Regions from separate parts of the Mus musculus genome. Here region 1 is linked to region 2. The links are chromatin loops, found by intact Hi-C in ENCODE. Cell type or tissue: heart. All regions are shown on one strand. Links, peaks and the distances in the headings refer to the core of each region. The heading gives the core; the rest is flanking DNA.

Evidence for each region. A loop is a pair of places that touch in the nucleus more often than their neighbours do. Peaks named below come from ENCODE experiments on the same cell type or tissue, not always from the same donor. Only the 100,000 strongest peaks of a DNase experiment are listed, where the experiment ranks them.
Region 1: a loop joins it to region 2, with 9 times the contacts of the local background. A loop is called at or near these places in 28 of 42 quality-filtered maps.

Annotation. Positions count from the first base shown.
Region 1 is chr1:91,477,895-91,488,017 of GRCm38, forward strand. It overlaps Gm28382 (a long non-coding RNA gene), which reads left to right and starts at 877. Exons shown (of 3, transcript XR_003948697.1): 1 at 877-901; 2 at 5,115-5,616; 3 at 5,805-6,881. It also overlaps the pseudogene Gm19085. In heart, for the core only: a CTCF peak has its summit at 1,263 (motif pointing right); a DNase peak (open chromatin) is centred at 5,597; H3K27me3 peaks cover 261 bases.
Region 2 is chr1:91,424,684-91,434,806 of GRCm38, forward strand. Per2 (period circadian clock 2) reads right to left here. Exons shown (of 23, transcript NM_011066.3): 12 at 9,939-10,047; 13 at 8,713-8,838; 14 at 8,125-8,209; 15 at 6,295-6,457; 16 at 6,091-6,197; 17 at 4,701-4,865; 18 at 3,056-3,295. Among named protein-coding and RNA genes, the nearest start is that of Gm35591, 13 kb to the right of the region's middle. In heart, for the core only: a CTCF peak has its summit at 4,132 (motif pointing right); DNase peaks (open chromatin) are centred at 1,918, 4,128 and 4,758.

The sequences.
Region 1 (10,123 bases), core at 1,017-9,016, 53 kb after region 2:
ACCCGCAGTTCTGGTTCTGGAATGAGGGATCTTCCTTGCGCCAGTCCCGAGTTTTTTCTCGTCCCGGAATTCGGCACCAATTGTTATTAGACGCGTTCTCACGACCGGCCAGGAAAGACGCAACAGACCAGAATCTTCTGCGGCAAAACTTTATTGCTTACATCTTCAGGAGCAGGAGTGCAAGAAGAAAGAGAGAGAGAAAACGAAACCCCGTCCCTTTTTTAGGAGAGTTATATTTCGCCTAGGACGTGTCACTCCCTGATTGGCTGCAGCCCATCGGCCGAGTTGACGTCACGGGGAAGGCAGAGCACATGGAGTGGAGAACCACCCTCGGCATATGCGCAGATTATTTGTTTACCACTTAGAACACAGCTGTCAGCGCCATCTTGTAACGGCGAATGTGGGCGCGGCTCCCAACAATTACACTTCTCCTTTCCCACAATGCATATCGTTGTAATCATATGCACATCCAATTATGCATAGACATAAAGCAGTAAGCGGGACTTCCCCCCAAAAGCTCATTCAGAAGATACAGTTTGCTTTACTGTTCATTCACCCAGAACTGGCTCATGCTGGCTCATCCTTTCTCTTAAGTTCCCATAAGTCCTGGGTCATGTTTGAAAGGAGAGAAACAATGGGAGGGAAATTGCCAAGAGGTTACTAAGGGAGGAAGGCCTATTACACTGTTTGCAGTGGAGTGTGTGTGCGCAGTTTGATGCTAGCAGGAGGTGCCAGGCTGGGCAGTGCACTGTTTAAAAAGGGGTGCAGATTCAGCTCGAGTCAGGTGGATCCCAGGTCGCTGTCTCCCCTCATTTTTCCTGCCTTAATGAAACCTGTAGGTTTCAGAGTCCTCAATTCGGAGCCCACTTAAAATAAGAACTATTTCCCCATTTCTTCAAAGGTAAGCTTTGTTCCATCTGGAAGTTTTGGTGTCTAAAGGTCCTGCCAGCTCTGGGAGGTTCCTGCTATGCTGTATCATGGTGGCTGGTGTTATGGCTGGAACACACGAGGGAGAAGAGTACGTGGTGACACAGTAACTTAGAGGAGGTGGCTTTAAAATAGCTTTCCTTAGAGACTAACTTGGGGCTCCTTAATTCATTTCAAGGACAGAATCCCCGATGACTTAAGTGCTAATTACTGGACTTCAGTTTTGTTTTTATTTTGTTTTGTTTTGGTTTGGTTTGGTTTTTGAGATTGTGTGTGTGTGTGTTTGCCTGGTATGTGTGTCTGTGCACAATGTGCATGCAGTGCCCTTGGAGGCCAGAAGAGGGCATCAGATCCAATAGGATTTGAGTTACAGACTGCCATGTGGGTGCTAGGAATAGAATATGCATCCTTTACAAGAACAGCAAGTGCTTTTTATCATTTAGTCATCTCTCTACCACTAGGTCCCATATCTTAAGCACCACCTTTTCCCAGTATCCTACACAGAGGGCCAAGCTTCTCACACATGAGGCCTTCTTGGGCATGCTCAGACCATAGCCAAACCACAGAACCATGTATCCAAAGTGTGATTTTTTTTTTCTTATCTCCTTTCTTTCTCATCAGAGATGAACTCTCCTGTAAAATATTCTGTGCTGGCTAGGATGGAACTTACCTTGAGTTGGTGCTCATTTGGGCCTGCAAGTCTGTCTTCTCTTGCCTGAAACTGTCCCTCTATGACTAGGAGGGTTTCCTCTAGCCAAAGCCACCACAGTGATGCCTCCAAGAGCCATGTCTGTGTCTATCCCTAGATGCCCTAGCCTTTCAGCTGTATTGCCTTGTGTGTGTGTGTGTGTGTTTATGTGTGTGTGTGTCTGAGTCTATGTGAGAGAGGGGGCCGGGGCCAGGGCCAGGGCCAGGGTGAGCTAGCTAGCGCAAGGACTCCAATCTCCACTATCATTAAATGACTGACCCACTTTCTGTAACAACGTTTTTTGTAGCAATTCAGCCCTTTGTTCCGTTTGTATAGGAGCCCTGTGGCTGGTCTCCAGCTGTTCTGGGTGTGTTTTAGCTCCACGGAAGAGTCTTTGGAGGTTGGAAGAAAGCTTTGGTGTGGCTCTCCAGTGACATCTCACCTTTTATCTTTCTGGAAGAAGTTGAAGACTGTGGTTTCTTTTTTTTCGGATTTCAACGTCTCTGCAGGCACAAAGTCAACAGTGGACAATGGGATTACCCTGAAAGCAGAGCCCCCCAGCTGCTAATGGGTTCATTCTGGCCAGTTGGGAACCGGCTCCTGTCCCTACCCTATCCCCAGTGCAATCACCATGCAGACAGCAGGCTCACTGTCAAGCCCAGCATAGCCCACATTGACTACAAGGGGACTAATCAGGGTAGACTGAGCATTTGTGGAGAACATTGTAAGTCTCAGCAAGTTGAATGCTTTTGCTTTTTTCGTGTTTGTTTGCTTATAACATTTCACTGCACTCAATAAAAGCAGCCATTCCATGCTCCTCCTTCATGAGGGCTCCCAAGAGTCCAAGAACAAGCCTGGCCCCATTCAGCAGCTTCTTGCATGGTGCAGACCTGTTTTTTTTTGTTTTTTTTTTTCTCAATGCCAGCATTATGCCCAGTATCATCTGTCCTAAATTTATAACAATTGCAAAGCACATATAAAAATTTATCTATTTGGATTGAACAAAGAGAATGGCCTATATTGCTAAATGAATATTGAGAAAACATGTCTGAATCTCTGTCTCAGGAAAGACCAGATATGGGCACCTCTTCCCCCATTATGGGGTCATCTCAGGAGCCATGTTCCAACTGGCCAAGAGTCAATAACTTCTGGAAATCCCAGGCTCTGGGGCCATACCTATCCAGTCCCAGATAAGACCTGCTATCAGCTCTTAATGTTCTCTCTTCATAAAATAGAATTGATATTGGCAGCTCCTTTGAGGATTTGTGTGTGTGGTGCATGTATGTGTGTGTTTGCATGAGTGCAAGTGTTCATGCACACATGAGTGTGTGCATACAGAGACCGGAGATTGACACTAAGTCTCTTCCTCAATCACTCTCCACTCTGTCTATCTAGCCAGGGTGTCTCACTAAACCTGGGGTTTGCCAGTTCAGCTACTGTACTAGCTGTTTTGCTCAGAGAATCCCTTGCAGAATGATCACCACCTCTGACTTGCATTTATGTGGATGCTGAGGATCCAAACCTCTGGTCCACACACCTGTACGTCAAAAGCTTCATCCACTGAGCATCTCTCCAATGCTGACATGTGCCTTTAATCCCAGCACTCCAGAGGCATAGGCACACAGATCTCTGTGAGTTTGAAGCCAGCCTGGTCTAGTTCTAGGACAGCCAAGGCTACACAAAGAAACCCTGTCTCGATAAGAGAGAAAGTCACCGTGATAAAACATCTAGCATGGAATTGAGTATCCCTTCTTCCACTTTTTACACACAGAGCAGCTGTGACTTGGTTCCACTAGCTGGGGACCAAACACTAACAGCATCAGCCTGTCAGGACCGCCCACATTCAAACGACACCACCGTCCTAAGGGATGAGAAATGGAATTTCATTATGATTTGCTTTGCTTTGCTTTCACATGCTTATGTGTGTGTACAAGTGTGGGTGAGCACTTGCCAGAGGGCACATATGGAGGTCACAGGGCAACTTTTGAGAGCCAGGTCTATCCTTCCTTGCTGACTCTTATTGAGGCACAGTCTGTCTTTCTTGTTTCTGCTGCTGAGCTGTCTACTCCAGACTAGCTGGCCTAGGAGGTTTTGGGAGGTTCTCTGTCTCTGCTTACCATCTAGTCCTGGGAATGGTGGGATGCATGCTACTACAGCTAGCTTTTTATGAGGTTCTTGGGAATCAAACTCAGGTTGTGAGGCTTGTGCCCTCACCCATCGAATCATCTCCTGGCTCCTTAATTTACATTTCCTGAGTCACTAACCCCTACCATCTTATTATGGACTTGGTCACTTGCACATCTTCTTTGGAGGAATGTCTGTTTGCACCCTTGCCTGTTGTTATCTGGCGTGTTTTCTTGACTTGTCTTTTCCTGGGGTTCTGAGGACTAAATGAGACAATTCCTGACATCCTCACAGTGTGACTTCCGGAACACGGTGGCTATTGCTGGCCAACAGTAAGACCTGAAACTGCCTTCGTGGCAAACACCACACGGCAAAAATGGAAGGCAGAAGTTTCCAGCAGGCTCCCACCCCTGCTCACTCTGTACCTTTCCAGGCCTCACGGGGGTCACATGCTACTCACCTCACGGTTCCTACTTCTCGGGGTTTGGGCTAGCTCTACTCAGCCTGGCCTCTGCACATAACTGGGTCGCACGGGGGGGGGGGGGGAAGCATGGAGTGTTAGTTTAAGGTCTTATTTACCAGAGACAGAACACATGGACACTCTTGAAAACATGGTTAAACTTTGTAGATAGTCTGGGAATACTTCAGCCTATTCAGCACAGTATACACATTTGAAAAGAAAAAAGAAAAGAACAAGAAAGGGAAGGGAAGGGAAGGGAAAGGAAGGGGAGGGGAGGGGAGGGGAGGGAAGGGAAGGGAAGGGAAGGGAAGGGAAGGGAAGGGAAGGGAAGGGAAGGAAGCAGACTAAAGAATTCCTGAGAGCTAGTTGTCCCAGGAAATGCATGGTGACTCCCATATCATCTGTCTCTGGAAGGCCACTTACTCAGGAAAGATTTTTGATAACTCATTTTAGATGGGGTCTGTCCTCATCCCCACCTTCTGCTTCCCAGGGCGTCCCAAACATTCCTGGCCTCTCTTCTCTGGCCTACCTACCAGACTCCTTCTCCTTTCCTTTTGTGCATGGGCTGGGCCCTGAGCCTCCCAAACAACCCTGTTTATCATTCCCCAACCATGCTCTAAACAACCTTTCTCTAATGCTCTATTCTTGGAATCAAATCAGGACCGTTGCGGAACGGAAACAACATTGGCAGAGATGCAGGAAACGACACCCCCCCCCCAGCCCCTGCAGTATTCATTGCCGGTGTGAAGCCAGTGCTATACCTAGGAAGGAAGTTAAAGTCCCATCTTTATCATAGCTGGTGGCCATTTGAGAATGTTCTTTTCCATGGTCAAGGTCTGTCCCTGAGCTGTCAGGTCTGAAAGGTCAAAACTCACATCCAGCTGTCTGATCCATTCCCCTTTATATTCTGTGCAGTCCTGGATGTCACTTGCCTGGTTCCTGTTGTCTGTGCAATAACAGCTTGATTACCAGCAGCCCCTGAAGTACTTCATCTATTCTCTGGGCCAGGAAGGTCCCAGAGAGGTTCTGCTAGGACTTGACCCTAGTCATCTGTTGCAGTAGAAGACTGAGCTGGATTCTGGAGTAACCATCTATCGCTCGCTGTCTTTGAGAAGGAGGAAGACTGCATAGGGGGCTGGGAAGCTTCCAGAGGGCTAGCCTATATGGGAGACTCATTTTCCCAGTCAAAGGGCTGTATTGCTTCTCCACTGGGAATGTGGCCTTGGAGGTAAGAATTAAGCCTTCCTGGAACTCCATTCCCTGGGAATTAATTTCATATCTGATTCTCAGCCAGCTCTGTTCTTTGACAGCAAGAGTCTGTGCTGTCATGGAGGTCCTCAGCCTCTCTTTAGGCATCCTCAACAGAATGGGAAGAGTCCAAAGTCCTTTCAACTAGTGGAGATGGTGCCCCCTGCTGGTAAGCCGACCTAACCTCACCACAATGAAGGTTGCCCTGTTGTCTCTACAGCAGACTGTCAGGTCTCCCTTTCCTGTACCCTTGCCGATTTAGCTATCAAACCTCATTTTAGGGTCTGCTTTCTGAGACCACGTCTGGTAGAAACTTCTGGAAAGTGGGCTTTAGTTCAACCAATTTTTTGAACACAGGCTGCCTGGAGCAGTGGAACTGAGAAAGAGGACAATGGCCAGGTCTTCCCAGAGAGGAGAGACGCCAGAGGTCCACACTTCCTGGCAGCCACGGGAGCAAGGGCTGTGATCTGAAAGAGCATCTGGTGACATCTACAGCATCTGCCAGGCCACTGTTCGAGCCCCTCACCCATCTAGTCAGCTGACATGTCTCGGGTATCCTGAGGAGACATCCAGGGTCCCAGCTGCTTCGTGGGAGCTTGCATTCCGGACAGATGAGACAGTACAGGTCAGGACACAGCCACGGCAGCTACTTGAGCATCTGGTCAAAGCTGTCTAAGTGGGGCCACGAGGTCAGCAGGAATGAATGACAGGCTTATGGGCATGGAGGGTATAGGTATCCAGGCAAGAGAACTCCCGGTGGGCTTGGTTGAGGAGAATGTGTAGAGTACTTGGAAGCCAGGAAGACTATGAGCTCCCGTGGTGTCTGAGGCGCCTCAGGTCTTGGCATTGGCCTGGGTCCATCTTCTGATCCTTGCCTGCCAAGATTTCTCACTCCAGCAGAAATCTTCAAGGTCACAGTGTCCTGATGGACCTGTATGCCTTGTCCTCGATAATTATTTGGGAGGGCAAATAGTTGCTTAGTTAAGCTGACTTTGTACACTGGTCGACTAGACTTTTCTGGTAAGTGTTGGCCTAGGACTTTAGCAGCAGACGGATTTTGACCCTTTATTTGAGAAATAGGATAAAATGTCTTTGTCCCTCCCTCCCACAGAGCAGAGTGCTCTGTGATCATTAGTTTTAACTGTTTTCTGACACAATCTACAGTTATCTGGGAAGAGAGTGTTAGTGTGGAATTGTTTAGATCAGGTTAGTGAGTGTGGGGTTATCTTTTTTCATGACAACTGTCTTTTTATTTAGTAAGATTGTAACTGAAATATAATTGCATGACTTTCCCTCCTCCCTTTCCTCCCACTGGCCCTTAATATTTCCTCAAACCCTGCACATGTTGCTCCTCTTCAAGTTGCTAGCCTAGTTTTTGGGGGGCGGGGTTGTTGACTTTTTTTAAATCAAACTAATAAAATTTATTTTAAAATATACAACTTGGGCTGGTGAGATGACTTAGGGGGTAAGAGTACTGACTGTTTTTCCAGAGGTCATGAGTTCAAATCCCAGCAACCACATGGTGGTTCACAACCATCTGTAATGAGATCTGATGCCCTCTTCTGGTGTGTCTAAAGACAGCTTCAGTGTACTTATTTATAATAATAAGTAAATCTTAAAAAAAAATAAGATATACAACTCAGTATTGACATCTTTTTAAGTCACCACAATAATTTAGTGGGGGGTTATCTTGATTACATTAACTGATATAGGAAGATCCAGCCCACTGTGGGTGGCACCATTCCATAGGCAAGGGATGCTGCATAAGGGTAGAGAAATGAGTTGGGCAAGAGTTTGTGTGCACTAATCCTTGCTCTTTGCACTCGACTGTGGACGAGTCACAGTCGAGTCATAGATACACAAACAGTTCACTCAATTTCTTGTCACTATGATTTCACTATGATAGACTACCACCTGGAACTGTGAGCCAAATGAACCCTTTCTCCTATATCTTGCTTCTGTCTGAGTATTTTATCATAGCAACAGAAAAAAGAAACCCAGGCATGTGCCAATACAAATGATTCTGTATGTGTCTCCAAGGGTTTAAGCTACCCAGTCAGATCTCCAGCCTAGGGCTCCTAGCATGAAAAACTCAGATCAAACTGCACTGGGCCCCGACCCTGCCTTGGGAGGCAGCAGGGGTGGGGGCTTCCTTTTAGGCTTCTACATGCAACGAGGTTGCAGGACTCTCCCAAGCATCTTAACTACAACTCCTTCACTACCTGGTAAGGCGACAGAGGACTTCAAGGCCAGTAGTTTGCTACTGCACAACAGAAGGCAACTGTTTCTGGTGACAGCTGTCTCCCTAATTCCAGGCTCTCTCCCCTGTTGGATAAACTTCAGTCCCAGAAATGAATGTGAAAAAAGACAGTCATCCCACAATGGGAAATCAGAGGGTCTGTGATCATGTTTCCTACAAAGACATCCTTATTTCTTGGCTCCCTCTGACAATTTCAAACTTAAAATGATTAATAGTTAATATTATTGAGAAATAAGTTGAAGGTATAATGAAATATAAGGAATTAGAACAACTGTCCTACAACCACAACACTGGGAAATAATCTCCAAGAGTCTGAAACTATTGGACTGAGTTTTTCATTCATTCATTCATTCATCCTGTCTGTCTATCTGTCTCTTGCTCACACACACAGGGAGGGGCGTTACTGAGGCCACATTATATAAGGAACATTATAACTTTCCCTTTTTTTTATTAAAACCATGGTATGCTTCTAAATTATAGCCAGATTATTAAGAACCTTTTGAAAGAGCATCTCAAATAATAATTTAACCAGCATTCAACAATTGCCATGTGCCTGTGAAGGTTAAGGCTCAGTGTACTGTCTAGTTGTGTGAGGTTCTTTTGTTTGCTTTTGTCAACTTGACACAAGCTAGAGTCATCTAAGAAGAGGAATCCTCAACTGAGAAAAAGCCTTTATCAGATGGGCCTGTAGGCAAGTTTGTGGAGGGCATTTTCTTGATTAATGGTTGATGGGAAAGGGCCCAGCCCATTATGGGCAGCGCCACCCCTGGGCGGGTAGTGTATGAAAGGTAGCTGAGCCAGCTACAGGGAGCAAGGCAGTAAGCGGCACTTCTCCATGGCTCTGCTTCAGTTCCTGCCTTCAGGTTCTTGCCTTGAGCTCCTGCCTTCACTTTCCTCAGTGATGGACATCCTCTCCAAGATGCTTTTGGTCATGACCTTTATCACAGCAATGGAAAGCAAACTAGGCCAAGCTCTAAAACCACTCTGGAGTGTGGGCATGCCTGTGAGGGAGTTTCTAGTTCAGGTTAATGGAGGTGGGAAGACCCACCCTGAATGTGGGCAGCATCATCCCGTGCCCTGGGACCCTGGACTGAATAAGGAAAATGGCAATGGAACAACAGCATGCATCTCTCCCGCATCCTCACTGCGGGCACAGTGTGAGCAGTCGCCTCTGGGTCCCTGCCATCCTCGCCACGAGGGACAGCACCCTGAGAGAGTGAGCTGCAGCAAGTTCTTACTTTCACAGGTTGCTTCTGTCAGAGTTTCACGGCAGCAATAGGAGAAGGATCTAAAGTGCCTGCGTCTGTCTGAGATGTTGAGGTGCAGAGTGAGCAAAGCAAGTGGGATGAGCCATCCCTCCAGCTCCCTGACCATGCAGCTCACTTTCCAAGGGCCACTGAGGAAGACAGAAAGCAAGTGTCAAGAGTATCGCCTTGTATTACTTTAATAAGACACATACTTTGATGTGAGGCTGGAGCGCCAAATGTGGTATCCTTTTAAACTATATGTATATTTGCTTTCATCTATGGTGTTCTGCAATAACAATATTTAGTTAGTTAGTTATAAAGAGAATTTTTTAAAAAGACTTATGTATTTATTTAATATGAGTACACTGTAGCTATCTTCAGACACACCAGAAGAGCACATCAGATCCCATTACGGATGGTTGTGAGCCACCATGTGGTTGCTGGGAATTGAACTCAGGACCTCTGGAAGAGCAGTCAGTGCCCTTAACCTCTGAGCCATCTCTCCAGCCCTAAAAAGAATTAGCAACTGTTTCCTTTAGGTTTTGTTGAATTAACATACACTGGAGTCACCTGAAAAGAGGAATTCTCAACTGAAGAACAGCCTCCATAGTCTAGACTATGGCAGGTCTGCAGGGCATTCATAGAATTCATGACTGATGGGCAGGGCCATTCCTGGACAAGTTGGTGTGGACTGTATAAAAAAGCAAGCCGACCAAGGCATGAAAAGCAAGCCAAGAAGCAGTGTCTTCTGTGGCCCTGCTTCAGTTCTCAAATAACCATTCTTAGGAAGTCTTCCTTGTACAAAAGGAAACAGGTCCTACGTATCTGTATATGTCTGTATACACACATACAAATGTGTAAGGCAGTCCACTGACCCTGTGTAGTACCGTAATGATGTTTTCAAACACTTGGTGAGATCCAGCGGTATCTCAGTAGAAGCTTCACTACAATATCTTTTGATGTTGATGTAAATCTTCATTCAAAAGTGAGTCTCCTTGTAAAAATGTGCCCTTCTTTATGGAGTTTGAAGACTCAACAGGTGGACTGAATGTCATTGCTGCCATGCTCTATGTCTCAAAAAGTTCAACTGTAGGTCTTTGGCTCAGCTCCAGCTTGAGGGCCTCAGAGCCTTCAGATGGTGCAAGCAGATGTACTGCAAATCTTCACAC
Region 2 (10,123 bases), core at 938-8,937:
TGAAGGTGCATCTTTAATTACAAGGCCAGAGTCCTACATTTCTTCTGGAAGTTCAGCGTCCTCTCTCCTGTAAGTTCTATGTCCATGGAGAGATCAAGTTGACATGGACCAGGGAACTTCCTCCCCACTGCCTAGCTCTCAAAATGCTTTGAGGGCTGTTGAGGGGAAAAGTCACCAACAGTCTAATCTACCTGTGAACTCGGTGAACTCCAATAACGAGCATTGTGACAAGACAGCCCAGTGCAAGAGTGGCATCAATGTTATGGGGCGGGGGGTGGGGGGGGACACCACAGCACTTTCTGATGAGCTCTAAGGCCCCTTCCACAGGAGGAAAGGCAGGCCTGATCCTGCAGATCTGACCAAGAATCCATGATGGGGAGGTGACAGGTCCCAGAAGTAAATCTACCACCATTATTTTGCTAACTACATACAGTAGCAAGCTGCCCTCTAAATTCATATCTCTGCACCCACAGATTAGTGCAGCTCATCACAAGTAGTCCGGTACGTGGCCGCTAACACAGAAACTCAGAGCCAAGTGTCAGTGGAATACTCAGCCACAAATGGGGCTTGTGCATCAAGCCTCACCCCAAGGCTCAGGGTTCAACATCAAAGAGGGGTGAGGCAGACTTAAAGAGCCAGAGGTTGGGCAGGACTGGACCCAAATACATCTTCTGGATCCGCCAGGACCACTCTGCTCGTGAACTTACAGCCGCTGTGGTTGCCTGTACAAGATCAAGCCAGTGAACGTTTTACCATGGAGGCAGAAGGAGCTCATGGGACCCCACCCCTAACTGAGGAGCTACGGAGAGTTGATTGTTTTGGATTGAGGCAGAGCATGTTTTCTTTAATAAAGGCACTGCCCACAGTAGGACAACTACTCTCACACAGATGGTCCCAAACCTGGAAGTCCATGATCAACACAAATTAGACTCAGTGAGAGGACTGGGGGAGGGGCGTGTTGTGGATCTGGGAGCAGTGTGTGTGTGTGTGTGTGTGTGTGTGTGTGTGTGTGTGTGTTTGTGAATATAAACATATGTTTTATGGAGTTCTCAGAAACTAGTAATTAAAAATATTCTTTATCCAAAATAAAACAGAAAACACAAAACCCTGCCCTTTTCTGCTATTACCTGATATTTAGAAAAAATACATATTAGTGTGCAGACCCCAAATGGCAGAATGGCTGGCTTCACTTAACCTACCACTACTGTTTCCTAAAGAGAGGCTACATGTTCCACCTGCCACAAGAGAGCCGAGGGTGGCCGCTAGGACCTAGAGCACCCCTGAAAGTCCATGTTGAGGGCTCAGTTGCTGCCCCTGGGGGACAGAGGTAGAACCTTTAGAAGGTGGGGCCCAGCTGTGAGGAAGCCAGGCTGCTGAGGACATGCCCTGAGATACTGGACTCACTCCTTGGCCTCTGAGGTGAACAGCTCTTCAGTCACCATCTCTTGCCATGGTGTGCTGCTCTACCCCGACAGAGCTGAGCAACTCTGGCCAGAAGCCCCCGGAGTTGTGAGCCCAAATAAACGTGTTCTCCCTATAATTTGGTCCTCTTAGGTATTTGTCACAGTGCTGGGAAGCTGACCAACAGTCCCGACAGCCCAGGAAGACACTCCCTCGTGTACTCCCACTGCCTTCCTGTGGGGCAGCCCAGGGGCCTGTCTTCTTTCCATTTCAGCAAGAGGCGTGCAGGAGGCATCTGTGAGCTTGTGTCAGGCCTCATACCTTTCTTACAGGTTGAGATAAACAGCCCAGTCCAGGCACACTGCCCTGCTCTTCATTCTGTCTCATTTCCTCCTGCAAACGTTTCCCCTCAGAAGGAAGGGCAGCGGTTGAAGTGCTAAGTAGAGACTGTTGTCAGGACTTCCTGGGAGGTTGTGTGATCCACGGAATGTACACACGGCTGGGTCTGGGGTGTGTGGGAAATGGAACTATGTACACTTGGGTCTGCTCGGGATGGATGGGTGTCCTTTCATTTCCACTGAGGTTCCTGCGTGTGGCAAGACTTTGTGGGGAGGGGGTTGGGAAGACGGTGGGAAGGAAGCCTGGGAAAAGCAGCCCTGGCTGGGGACGTTGCTCAGAAGCAGGACAGCATGCTCGCTGAAGACACAGACAGACAGACAGACAGACAGACAGACAGACCAGCATGCTCCCTGAAGATGGTTCAACCCCTGCCTTCAAAAGTAAGAAAGACAGAAGAAAAGATATGATCTTTAAAAGAGGTCACAGCTTCCTCAGTTCCTTCCAGTGTTTGTGGGGCTGCTCCTGGTGGTGTCTCCTGGGCCTACTAGCTGTGACCCTGGACCAGAGCCCCAGAGCCAGGAGAAGAGCTGCTATCTCTGGCCAGTGCAGCCCCTTGCCCCTGGGATACAAAAGGAGGTTTGTCTTAGGAGCCAGGTGAGTGTGTGGACTGAGCCAGATCCCACTGCAAGTGTGTGGATAGATGGATGGCCAGACTCAAGAACCAGGCCCCTGTAACAGAAAACCTTCAAACCACCCGGGGATTATGGGCCTAAAGAAACGTTTCATATGAGCTAATGGGTTTGGCTGAGGTTTGGATCCACAGGGCAGCCCCAGGCCAGGAGGGTGAGTCCACATGAAGGGGAAAGCCATCCCCCATTCCCAAAGCTGCCTGCTAAAGGTTTCAGGGCACAATGCTCATTCTTTGCAGGTTGAACTTACTCCAGGGTCTTAACTGGGGGTGAGGGTAGCCTCAAAAATCTGCTGAAGCTAGCCTAGCACTCTGCGACTATTTATGGTATTGTTCCCTTGGGAACATGAGGCTGTGTCCTCGAGAGAGTTCCCATGCTGCATGGCCAGCAACGTGGCAGTGGCTACTCCACATGAACACCTCCGACCTGGGCACAGCTCAGTATGTTAGCACCGGATACAGATCTCCCAAGCACAGTGCTAATGCAGGCCTGACAGTCCCCACCTGCCATTCTAGCACTAGGGAGGCTGAGGCAGGAGGATTATGGTGAGTGCCAGGCCAGCATTACCTTAAAAAGAGAACAAAGTGTTTAAAAAACCCGAATGCTCAATTCACGTCAGCGCTCACCTCGATCACTCGCCTGGGCTCGGGACCGCTCCTGGAGATAGTTCTGGCAGTGAGCCTGCAGGGCACTGAGCCTGCTCACCTCCCTGAACCTCTGCAGGAAGCCCTGCTCCTCTCTCTGTGTATGTGCAGCCAGAACTTCCTTGGTGAGGCCCAACTTCTGAAGAGGCCCCTTTTCTTGGCTGAGGCCGCCGGCCGCACCATCCAGGGACTCGGGCCCACTGGCCATATCTTCTACCGTCTCTGCAGCAAGAAGCGGGCTCTGGTCAGCATGTGCTTGTCAAGTGCAACCTACTGTATAGACAACTCACACCCTGTTGACTCATGATGCCCACAACTGGGGGCAACATTCCCCATGCCTGCTTCTGATTTCCAAAGGAGTCCTAGGCAGCAAGCAGCAGGCAGAGACCTGAAGATCTACTTCTACTCTGGGCCTGAAGACATTCCAAAGCTGCCTTCAGCTTTGATATATAAGGGAAAGGGCCAAAGTACTACTACATCTTCCGGATCTCAGGGCCATGCATGGTGGCCACTGTGATATGTGGTCTACAGAGCAGAGAGGTCAGGGCATGCTGGTCAAGCCCTTGGAGATCGACTCTTACAGGTACATTGTTTCTTATCATTTCCTTCTTTCTGGTAACAAACAAGCTTATAATTCTCTGTGCATGCTTGCTTGCTTGCGTACATGTGTATGCATATGTACACATGCAGGCGAAGGGGTCAGAGGTAGGTCCCCACTGAGTGTCCTCCTCCCTTGCTCTCCACCTTACTTTTTGAGATATGGTCTCTCATGGGACCCAGAACTTACCATCTTAGTTAAGTTGACTGAAAGTGAGCCCCAGAAATCCCCATCTCTGCCTCCCTAGTGCTAGAATTACATAGGAGTCCACTGTTCCTGGGTTTTATGTGGGTCCTCATGCTTGCTCAGCAGGCACATCAGCAACTGACTCATCTCCCCAGCATCAAGGCCTCACGAAGAGCACTCAGTCACAGTCACTCTTCTTACTATGTGTTCTGGTTCTTTCCCCTATGTAGAAATGGGGCCTGCGCCTTATGGAACAGGCACTCAGGAAGACAACCACCACCAGGTGGTGCCAGAGCACAGCAGAGAGTAGTACTTGGGCCCTAACTGGCCATATCCCACCTCCGAATTCTCAGTACCCAAAAAACCTTTACCGGGACTTTTCTGATAAGTTTGAATAAGCATAAAAGTTCAAAGTGGAAGTTAGCATTCTCACTTTTCAGTCAGATGTATGTGTGTGTTTGTGTGTACAGCACTTGTGTGTGTGTGTGTGTGTGTGTGTGTGTGAGTGTCTGTACACGTGAGCCAGAAGAGGATGCCAGGTGTTCGTTCGGTTACTTCCCACCTTACTTCTTTGAGAGACAAGGCTGCTCACTGAACATGGGGCTAGGCTGGTGGCCAATAAGCTCTAGAGACCCTCTGGTCTCCACTCTCAAAATTTCTAGACTTACAGGCACGCTCATGACCATGGCCCACTTTTTATGTGGGTGCTGGGGATGTGAACCTGGGTTCTGATGCTTACGTAGAAAGTGCTCTTATCCACCAAACCATCTCCCCAGCCTCCAAAGTTTCCACCTGAAACTCAGGCTGCTGTTGAAATTCCCCAGGGATCTGTGGCGTACATACCTAGCTCGGGCTGTGGCTTTTTGTCGCCCACATGCACGATGGTGCTGCTGTAGCTGCACTGGCTGGTGAGGGACACCACACTCTCGGCCTTGCCTGGCAGCGTCAGGGAGCTCAGGTGAGCACTGACCTCTGTGTGGCTGGTCACCTTGGAGGGCCGCGCTGCCTCTTGATGAGAGAAAAACAGAGGAAAACACATATGCAGGATGAATATCACTGTCCAGTTAAGGAGCCAGAGACACAAGGGACCTATGGGGCCATGCTGGCTGCACCCCTGCCCCAGGGATGCTTGATCCTGTCCACAGGAAAAAGGTGAAGAGGAAATGACGGGAGCAACTTGAACTTCACTCTCAGAGTCCAGGACCTCTGTGTTTGTGGTGTGTGTGTGTGTGTGTGTGTGTGTGTGTGTTTGGGGGGGAACAAAAACATTTCGACCGGTGGTTCTCAACCTGTTGGGGGTGTTGTCAAATGCCTTTCATGGGGGTCACCTCAGATCTTTGGAGAACATAGATATTTACATAATGATCCACAACAGTAGCAAAATTACAGCTATGAAGTAGCAACAAAAATAACTTTGTGGCTGGGGGTCAGCCCAACCTGAGGAGCTGTACTAAGGGCCATAGCACTGGGAAGGTTGAGAGCCACTGCTCTAGATGGCTGTGGGTCACACCAGGGCCCTCTGGAGGGGGTGATCTGGGCTGTCCACCCTGCTCCATGCCCGGCCACTCACTCTCTTGTGCTTCGTTTAATAAACGAGACACTCTATTTCTACTTTAAAATTTTTCTATTACTATAATAATAATTATTACTGTGTGTATGGACTCGTGTGCCAGAAGACAGCTCTATGGATCCAGGTCGGATCTGGGGATCAAACTCAGGCTGTCGACCTGGCACGGCAGCCACCTGACACGCAGAGTCATCTTGCCAGCCTTGTTTTTCTTTTTGTAATTTTCTGAGAGAAAGTCTCATTGTGCCCAGGCTGGCCTCTGCCAGCCAAGTGCTGAGATTGTTGGGCTGAGCTTTCAAATGGAGCATGCTAGTATTCACAGGCAAGGGCTCCTCTAGATAGACTAGGAGGTGTTTGCTCCAGAACCACTGAGGCTAGCACAGTCACAAGAGGGAGTGGCGCTCATGGCTGCCCCCTGGTCACCAGGCAGGCTTCCCAGGTCCCTGTTCTAAAAGCTGGGGTGACTAGACCTTGACCTGCAAGAAGGGTATTTATCAACTTTCTAGCAACTTTGGCCACTTAAAAGCATTGCTGGTGTATCTACAAGCTATGAAAAATTAATTTAGGGGGAAAAAGGGACACCGGAGGGTTTATCAGATGGCTTCTGACCCCATCCTGGAAGATTGAAGGGGTCACAGGTTAGACAGTTCTGAATGGAAAGTGTACCTCCAGAGTGCAGCCCGGGGCTGACTGTGGCCTTCCGGGATGGGATGTTGGCTGGGAACTCGCACTTCCTTTTCAGGGTGGCTGCCTCGCTGCAGCTCTCCAGGTACCTGCACGAGGGTCAGAAGGCATCACGTGGGTGGGTGGGTGGAGGGTGTGAGGAACGAGGACACCAATGGCAGGAAAGATCAGAAGTATCCTGTGTACCTGATGACACTGTCCAGGCAGCTGATCTGCTGGTAGGAGCAAGGAGGCTGGTTCTTATAGGCTAGTTCCTCTGGGAAGCTGGCCTTGGGTAGGCTGGCCCCTGAGCTGTCCCTTTCTATGGTGGTGACAGCTTTCACCTGAGCTGGGGGGCTGCTTTGCATTTCTGGAAAAAAAAAAACACACACACACACATACACAATTTTTTTCATTTACTACCTTTTATCTGTCAAAAGAAATGTTTGCATATATATCTATAAAGCATTTTATTCCACTCAAAGACAGGAGTAAGGAGTCATAATGTACAGATACGAGACCCCAGTGACAGTCTGCATCCAGAATCCCTGTTGGTGGGACAGTTGTGGAACTCTGGAGTGGGAGCTTAGAGTAACCTACCACCCAGGCAAGGCAAGGCCTGCTTCTGTCTGGGCTTAACTGCACATGTTAGGACCATTCTCAGGGCTCAGAGCTCAGGGTAGAAAAGGATGGGCCTTATAATATTGAACTTGTGGCCAGTTAGACACAAGATGTCTTATCCTCCTGGGCAGAGCAGGCTAGACTGAATACCGGACCTTGCTTGTGCAGCTCAGGTACTCCACCATGAACTACCTCTGTAGCCCATGCATCATTAGATGTTTGTTTACTTAGAAACAAATTCTCACTACAGCCCTGGCTGGCTTGGAACTTGTTATGTAGACCAGGCTGGCTTTGAACTCACAGAAATCTGCTGACTTCTGCCTCTCAAGTGCTGGGACCATCATACCTGGCTTTTCTTTTTCTTTTTTTCTTTTATTGATTGATTGATTGATTGATTGATTGATTAAGATATGGTCTCACTAAGTTATCCAGGAGGCAGGCTGACTTTAAACAGTGGAACCTGGGCTTGCCTTAGATACTAAGGTAGAAATATCTCAAGACTCAGAGCACCGTACAATCAGGGACAATTCTGGTGACAATGATCATACAGCAATGGGCGCCCAGGCACTAGGCTGTGGATGCCGCTTGTGGTCACCATGAGAGCCACATGCTCGCCCTCCTGAGGGATCTTGAGCAACAAGTGATAGTTTATTCACTGGTGTATGCCCAACAGCCAGCACCTTACTGTCTACTGCGGGTAGGGAAACACAGATTGCATGCTCTAGTGGGTCATAAGGTAACCAGGGCCTTCTGGACAGTAGGATCTGCACTTGTTGGCTGGACACAGAGGGGCAGCCCTTGTTGCTTTGTAGAGCAAGGATGAAGTTAAGCACACTCAGGGGGAGACCTTCCCAGTCCTCACATAGAGCAATAAGCCAGAAAAGCCAGCAGCACCCCCTGCTGTCCTGAGACAAAAGCAGAGGAAAGTGGGGTGTCTTGTTTTCTTTTTGTTGTTGTTCTGTTTTGAAGCATGGTTTCTCTGTGTAGCCCTGGCTGTCCTGGAATTCATTCTGTAGACAAGGCTGGCCTCGAACTCAGAGATTCATCTACCGGCTTCTGCCTCCCAAGTGCTGGGATCAAAGGTGGAGCCACCACCACCACCACCAGGCTTGTTTGGTCTCTGTCTCTCTCTCATTTTATGTGCATTGGTACTTGGCCTCTGTGTATGTCTGTGTGAGGGTTTCAGATCCCTTGAAACTGGTATGACAGACAGTTATGAGCTGCCATGTGGGTATTGAACCTGCAATTGAACCTAGGTCCTCTGGAAGAGCAGCCAGTGCTCCCAACCACTGAGCCATCTCTCCAGCCTCGGCTTGTTTTCTTTTTAAAAAGCAGAATAAATGTAGATGTCTTAAGGAAAAGTGAGCGCTCCCAAGAGTGAGGGCTCCGGGAGGAGCCAGAGGACATCCTTTTTACCTGCAACAGATGCTTCCTTCTGTCCTCCAGACTCATGAGAAACGTGACTTTTGGTTTGAATCTTGCCACTGGTTTTAAAAATTCCCTTGAAGAAAAACAATAAGGAACACGTTATTCATTCTAGGAGACCCTCTTCTGTCGGCCCCCCACAGTGAGGGCAGAGAAGCCAACATGGGGTGGAGCAACAGAGAGAATGACTGGGGGATGGAGTCCAGGGCCTTGCACACACAGGGCAAGTGCTCACCACAGAGCGTACTCACTACTTCTAACCCAGACTCGGAAATCCTGATGGAACGCCCATGATCCCAGAGGGAGACACAGTAAAGGAACTGCTAAGGAGTCCATACCACCCTCCAACTAAGGTTTTGTTTCCTTAAGGTGCTGCTTTGCCCACCTACGCCATTTTCCTTTATATATTTTAACTATAGGCAGGCTGCTGCAACTGGAAATATGAAGCAAATCCCAGGGGAACTGAGCCAGAGGAGAAGGCAACTGAGCCACTGGTCCAGCCACTGCCTGGGTATTTCTGATCATGCTTTCTAACTCGGACCTTGCGCTTCTCAGGGAGAGGAACAGAGAGGGACGTACGGATCTCCTCCGGTGAGACTCCTCTTGGCCATTGCTGTCGCTGGATGATGTCTGGCTCATGAGGTGTTCGTGGGATCCGTTACTGCCCAGGCTCCCATAGCCACTGGAGCCGCTGTGGGGGACAGGCTGGGGGGAAAGCACATAGAAAGGTGTAGAAGAGGTCACCACACGTCAAGCTCAAACAGTGGTCTCAGCCTGCCCAAGGTTACCTAGAGAAGACAATTGCAGGGGAGCTTGAACCCGGAGTTGTCTGGCCTTCATTCACAGTGTCCTAACCTCTAGCATGCGGCCACCAAGGAGATGCCATTAAAGCGAATATGTTTAGGTGGTACAGGCAGGCACATGCATGCCTTGAATCCCAACACTTGAGAGGCAGAGAGGCAGGTGGATCTCTGTGAGTTCAAGGCCAGGCAGGTATACAGAGAGAATTCCAGGACAGACAAGAGTGCACAGAGAGACCCGGTCTCAACCACTCCCCTTGCCCCCAAAAGAAAAAAAAAGTGAAAAGACAAAAAGCAACCCTTGTGGTGGTTTGAATATGCTTGACCTATGGGAATGGCACTCTTAGGAGGTGTGGCCTTGTTGGAATGGGTGTGGCCCTGTTGGAGGAAGTGTGTCACTATGTAGGCAGGCTTTGAGGACTCTAAATGCTCAAGCTCTGTCCAGTATGGAAGAGAACCTCCTCCTGGCTGCCTTCCAATCAAGATGTAGAACTCTCAACTCCTTTTCCAGCACCATGTCTGTCTGGATGCTGCCATCCTTCCCACCATGATGATAAGGGACTGAACCTCTGAACCTGTAGGCCAGTCCCAATGAAATGTTGTCCTTTATAAGAGCTGCCTTGGTCATGGTCTCTCTTCACAACAATGAAACCCTAAGACGATGTTCAACCATTTAATTACTGCAAGCTGAGGTCTTTTGCAGTCTATTGAGGTTTTAAAAACAAAACCAATTCAACTATAGTCACTCTGAATCCTATAGCCAAGAGGGGACATCCACTCAGTAGTGGGACTGGCTGTGGATAAACTGATTTTACTGGAGGGTGATGTCACCAAGTTCCCAGTGTTGGTGACAGTGTTTTGGGAAAGAGTAGGACTTAGACCAGTGGAAATCCTATCAGGAATGAAGGACAGGCTGTGGGGCATGGGCACCCTTCAACGGCTTAGTCAGCATCATGGCTGCAACACAGACGATTCTAAGGTTAGGGAAACTCACTCGGCACTCACCTGCATCAGTAGCCGGTGGATTTGTTCTGTGAGCTCCTGAACGCTGGGGTGCGGAGTCTTCTCCTCTGGGCACGGGGAGGCTGCGAACACATCCTCATTCAAAGGGCCTCTGTGTGATTGGAATTTGTTTCCTCAGAATGGCCTGCCTGGCCTGAATGTGGTACCCACACGGCCTCTTGGGGTCA